Linked DNA regions of Homo sapiens: region 1 is linked to region 2. Evidence: read pairs that join two places in POLR2A ChIA-PET (ENCODE). Cell type or tissue: K562. All regions are shown on one strand. Links, peaks and the distances in the headings refer to the core of each region. The heading gives the core; the rest is flanking DNA. Region 1 holds the start of LOC124904523 (a long non-coding RNA gene). Region 2 has its middle 73 kb from the start of CNIH3-AS2.

Evidence for each region. Peaks named below come from ENCODE experiments on the same cell type or tissue, not always from the same donor. Only the 100,000 strongest peaks of a DNase experiment are listed, where the experiment ranks them.
Region 1: POLR2A ChIA-PET joins it to region 2 with 5 read pairs; 2 of 35 experiments call an interaction of 5 or more read pairs at or near these places.

What each region holds. Positions count from the first base shown.
Region 1 is chr1:224,761,698-224,764,614 of GRCh38, forward strand. It overlaps LOC124904523 (a long non-coding RNA gene), which reads right to left and starts at 1,271. Exons shown (of 2, transcript XR_007066898.1): 1 at 1,144-1,271; 2 at 1-1,063. In K562, for the core only: no CTCF peak of the experiment used is centred there; no DNase peak of the experiment used is centred there; H3K27me3 peaks cover 619 bases.
Region 2 is chr1:224,541,351-224,544,267 of GRCh38, forward strand. It overlaps a transcript of CNIH3 not described here. Among named protein-coding and RNA genes, the nearest start is that of CNIH3-AS2, 73 kb to the right of the region's middle. In K562, for the core only: no CTCF peak of the experiment used is centred there; a DNase peak (open chromatin) is centred at 1,661.

The DNA of each region.
Region 1 (2,917 bases), core at 216-2,715, 220 kb after region 2:
ATGATGGCCCAGGTGGTAATGACACTATTGTACCCTGCCTGCCTCTATGCACTGATCTTTCCTGGATTTCCTAATGAGAATGGCCATTGGGATTTTGAAGCAGTCCGATAAATAGTGCCCGTATTCCCTGTCCATATTCTGAATCAGAAATAAGGCAGAGAGTAAGGAAGCTGTAGGCCAAATCTCATCTTAGTATAAATAAGTGCTAGATTGGAGAATGTAGTTTACTGCAGGAGCAAAATGAATTTCTGTTGCAGGGGAGTAGGAAACAAAATCCAAGATGAAGGTTGGCTTGCAGAGGTTTATTAGGAGTCCTTTTGGGATCTATACCAATAGGAGGGGAAGGAATGGAAGCAGGATTGGCAGAGGGAAAAGTCAAGCAGTGCTGCAGTCTTATCAAAGATCTCAACCGATTCTGTGGAGCATGTTGGGTCTTTATACTTTTTTTGTTGTTGTTTTAATCTAGTCTTCATTTTTACTGAAGTTACCATGATGAAAAACTCTCAATTGTTATCCTAGGGTTACTACAAACAACAGATCCTGGCTATGACCACTGCACCAATTGCCAGCTACTATGAGGCAATGACTTACAATCCTTCTGGCTTTAAAAAAATTATTAACTAAAAAAAATGCTAATACTGCTATATGTGAATATTTTAGTTTGAAATAGTATCTGTTCATATTTTACTTTGGAAGATGACTCTCTGACACCCTCCTAAATTAGTTATACCGTCTTCTTTATTTGCAGCACTCACAGTTGTATTTATTACTTTTTTCATTCACAAATAAAAATTTTATACATTTCTTGTGTACAACATGATATTTTGAAATATGTATACATTGTGGAGGGGCTAAATCGAGCTATTTAACATATGCATTACCTCACGTACTTACCATTTTTTGTGGTAAGAACACTTAAAATCTACTCTCTTAGCGATTTTCAAGACTCCAATAGATTGTTATTAATGAAAGTCACCATGTTGTACAATTGTTCTCTTGAATCTTTATACTTCTATATGGGCTGGTCATTGGGTTCAGGCTGCTTCTGAAAAGGAGGTGTGACCTGGGGAGGCAGCAATCTTTGGTCAAAGGCAATTCCCAGAGAGGGCTATTCGCTGAGGGCTGTCAGCCAGCAGCACTCACCATGGAGGGAGAGAAGACCTTCAGTCCCCAAGATGGATCTTGGAGGCTCATGACAGCATTCACTGCATGGACCTATATTTCATACATTTCCGGAAGCAGCATCTCCAGCATTCCCACAGCCTTGTTCCCTGGCAGGGTAAAATAAAGATTAGTGGGACAAACTACAGCTTCCATCACAACTGATACTCATTGTCTCTCTCATCCTCAGGAAACACCTCTGCTGGTTGAGTCACACTTCTTGCCGGTTGGTGTGACCTAGACCCTCATCTCTAATGACTCCAGTCCCTGGACATTATGCCTTCCTCAGGCTCTGGTTGATGAACTTGCCCATTGATCATCAAAACTGGTCAGAGGAAGTGCCAGGAGGTGCACAGTGGATCATCTGGGTGCCAGATTTCTTTGTCCCTACTGGGCACAGCAGCTGTCTTTCCTCCTGCTGGTCAGGGCCAATTTCCTCTGCCAAGATGGTGACTCCGCTTCTTGTGAGGTTCCTTGGCACAGGCCCCAAGTGTCCTGGCAGCATGTGCTACATCCTTTGGTAGGAAGGTTCCCCCTCTGGAACCTGGACCTCTAAACCTGAAAAGCCCAGAATAGAAGGGATAGGAAGCACAAAGTCCCCAGTGGGTTACAAGCAGTGACAGTAAATGGGGCCATGCCACTATAGTTTCCTACTACTGAATCCTGGAATTAGGTTTGGTAACTCACGCAATCATAGCCCAGCTGGGCCTGGGAAGAGTGAAGCAGGGTGGATCAGAGTTACATCAGCTTCCTCCTCCTCCCTTACCCCTGACTTCGTTCTCATACAAGGATAGAGTTCGCTCCTGGAAGAACAATGGAGGATGTGTACTATTTGGGGACAGTTCCTTTTTTTTTTTTTTTTGAGACGGAATTTTGCTCTTGTTGCCCAGGCTGGAGTGCAATGGCACAATCTCAGCTCACTGCAGCCTCCACCTCCTGGGTTCAAGCGATTCTCCTGCCTCAGCCTCCTCAGTAGCTGGGATTACAGGCATGTGCCACCATGCTCAGCTAATTTTGTATTTTTAGTAGAGACGGGGTTTCTCCACGTTGGTCAAGCTGGTCTCGATCTCCCGACCTCAGGTAATCCTCCTGCCTTGGCCTCTCAAAGTGCTGGGATTACAGGCATGAGCCACTGTGCCATCTGACAGCTTTATTCTTAAGAGGAAAAGGGAGCAACTGAGCCAAGCATTTCCAATTTGCTCTTCCCAAGTTAATCGATGAGGTATCACACGACTTTCCCTGTGGCAGAGTGAGTGCAGTGGTAGAGAGATGCTGACAGTGTTGTGCTAATGGGGCTCCCTCCACTTGGAAGGAAACAGCAAGAATTGTGAAGAATTTTCTTTCTTCAAAAGCTCCAAAGTGTTGTTTATTGAGCACTTACTCTTTGCCAAGCTTCCTGCTCAGTGTTTTTCTTATCTTCACAACAGTCCTTTGAGGTGGGGGCTATTTTTGCCTCCAGTTTATTGATGATTAAGTAAAGTACAGGGAAGTAAATAAATTGGCTGAGAGTCTAACCCAGTCAAGCCCCCAGTCAGGCCCCCAGGCCTGGATCAACAATGGTTGACCCAGGCTCCGAACCACTAATTTAGTAGCTCTTTTGCCGGTTTGCTTAGGAATCATCTGGGGTAGTTTGTGATAACTCAGATCCTGGACCCACCTTCAAAGATTCTGATGGGCTTGAGGCAAGGCCCAGAAATCTGAATTTTTTAAAAAAATTCAATTTAATTTAATGTTAAGTTCTGGAATACATGTGCAG
Region 2 (2,917 bases), core at 279-2,778:
TATCACTGGCACTACTTTAGGCTTATCATACATGATTAGGGTCATTTTTCTTTGGCTTACAAATGGAAGAAAAAGGGGACAAAATGGGACATTTTCTTCTGAGATAATTGAGCAAAAGTTAGATAAGAGGAAAGAGGGAGAAAAGGCCCTTAAAAAGGATGTGCATGCATATTAAAAATAAATTTCCTATAGTGGTTACCCTGAGCTGAGTCAGCAAAAATGCATGATTTCCTAAAGAAGAAAGAAGCTATTCATTAGATTTGAGAGTTCTTTGCAGTCCCAAGCCATGCTATTGCTTCTCAAAGGGTAGAGGCTACCAGAGGAACAAGCACAGAAAGAGCTCTGTATGCAACTGGCTATTCTTTTTTAGAGAAGATTCACAAATTGGGTGTTTATAGCTTTGCAATTCATGGTACTCTGTCATTAACTAATTTTGTGAGCATAACTATGATTTATTTCTCTTTCATTTTCCATACACAGAAAACGACTGTATCTTATCTTATTTTTAAAAAATCTTAATGTCTCTCACTCTTTGTAAGCATCACCTCCAATGGACTCCAAAACTCATGGCCCCTCCAATTCAACTTGCTACTGCTGTTTAGATAATACTTTTCAGAATCTTCCCCAGCCAAGACAAGTCCAGTGGCTTCCAATTTTCTTCACACGTTGAAACTTTTCTGCCGGATGTTCAGGGCCTCCATAGAATGGCTTCACACTTCCCAGTCAAGCCCACACCTCCTCCACTTCCTATCAGATGCCTCTGCTCTGGTTTGGCCAGAATCTTTCCTATTGTTTGAAAATGCCACAACCATTCCAGCTTCTATGCATCATCAATTCATGTTTTCCTTCTTAAAATTCATTCTTTTTCCTCCTTGGCTACTTAAATTCCATCTATTTGTAGGAAGCAACATTTGGGGTGTCTATTCTACGTAACAATAATTTTGGGCAATGAAGCCCTAGCAACGATTTTGTACTACATGACCCTGCTTTCTTAGCCACACTTGATTGGACTAACAGAGTACCTATGACCTAAAATGGAATGATCAAACTCTCTTCCCTAGGAATTTGGAAATGGAACTGAAAACCAGTGTGGGTGTCTGAAGATGGAACATGTGACTTAGGAACACGAAATAGAATAGCCACATTCTATTTTCTGGAAGAGAAACTATGGCAGCCTCATGGTAGAAAGAGAAAGAGTGTATGTAATAGAGTACTTGGTAGAAAATAGCAGAAACAAATTCTAGTTAACTTAGCAGAAAATATTTACTCTAAGGATATGATGTAGCTCATAGGATCAATGAGAAGGCTAGGAACCAGGTTTGGAGAATGGACCAAGAGAGATTAGGCAGCCCAAAGACAGCCAAGGTGTCTTCCTAGGAACAGTCCAGTTAGAATGCCACTGTAAGCTCCACTCTTGCCTCTTCTCGTCAACCCCTCCGTATAGTAGCTGCAGTGATCTTTCTAAAATTTAACTCAGATTATGATATTCTCCTGCTATTGTATAATAATTTCTCTGGTCTTTGTCCTAGTTCCTGGCATGGAGACTCTAATACCATTGGAATTTTCCAAGTTGTCTTTGTTATCCATGGTGGGTCCTGATTGCTTATGCTAATGAGGTGACTCATGCTAGGCCTCTAGACAGCTTCTGCAAATGAGAAGATTCAGGATGTGGGTAGGCTGAGTCAGAAAGACCAACCATGAGATTAGAAGGTTGGAGCTTTGAGCTATGTGATATCAGCCGGATCTCTGGAGAGGGGAGGGAAGCTGGAGATTGAGTCTAATCATGTGGGCCAATAATTCATTGAAACATGCCTGGGTAACGAAATTCTAATAGAAACTCAACACAGAAGTTTAGTGGAGCTTCCTGGTTGGTGCTGGGAGGGTGACACGTCCTGATTCTATGGGGAAAGAGGGCACAGGAGCTCTATGTGTGGGATCCTTCTGGATCTTGCCCTGTGTGTCTGTTTGTTTGCCTGCTTCGGATTTGTATCCTTTATCATAAAACTGTAATTACCAGTACTCTCCTGCGTACTTTAGTTCACGGGAGTTCTGTGAGTCATTCTAACAATTAACAAACCTGAGGGGGCCATGAAAATCTTAGAATTTGTAGCTAGTTGGTCAGAAGTGTGGGTGGTCTGAAGACCCTCAAACTTGCAGCTGGTTTCTAAATAGGGACAGTGCTGTTGGAGACCATGCCTTTTGGCTTGTGGAGTCAGTGCTGACTCTGGGTGGTTAGTGTCAGAATTGTATTGCATTACACCACCTGCTTAGCACTTCCAAATGGTTTTTATTAGACCAGAATAAAACAAGTGTTCACAATGGCCTGCAGTGACCTTGCCAGACTTGCTTCCTGCCTGTCTCCCTGGCCTTACCTCCCTCTACTCTCCTCCATATGCACTGCATTCCAGGATGACATTTCTTCTGTCCCTCGCACACACCAAGCTGACTCCATTTCAGTGCTTTGCACTTGCTCTTTCCTCTGCTTGGAATACCTTTCTTCCAGATCTTTGTGTGGACTTCTTTGAGGGTAGAAGTACTGTTGGTCTGGTTCACTTTTATACCCAAGACCTACAGCAGTAACTGGATTGGTTGATTGATTATACACTCATAGGTCACATAAGAGATCTGGGTGGGTCTGTTCATTATAATTCTGCAACCTACAGGATCAGATTCTAGGTCTGTCTTTTTAGCTAAATTGGCTCTTTGGCTGTTAAGAGATAAGAGGTTCTTTCTGTGCTGTTATCAAAGCTTTTTGGCTCTTGGACCATGGCATTAGCTGAGATATTTAAGCCCCAAGTTTGTAGTTTTCTTTCTGTGAACTCACCAGTGCATTCAGAAATAGTCAGTTCATTCAGAGTCTTTATATTTATTGCTCCCTCCAAAATAGTTGCAATCACCACTTGGTCTCCACAGGGAG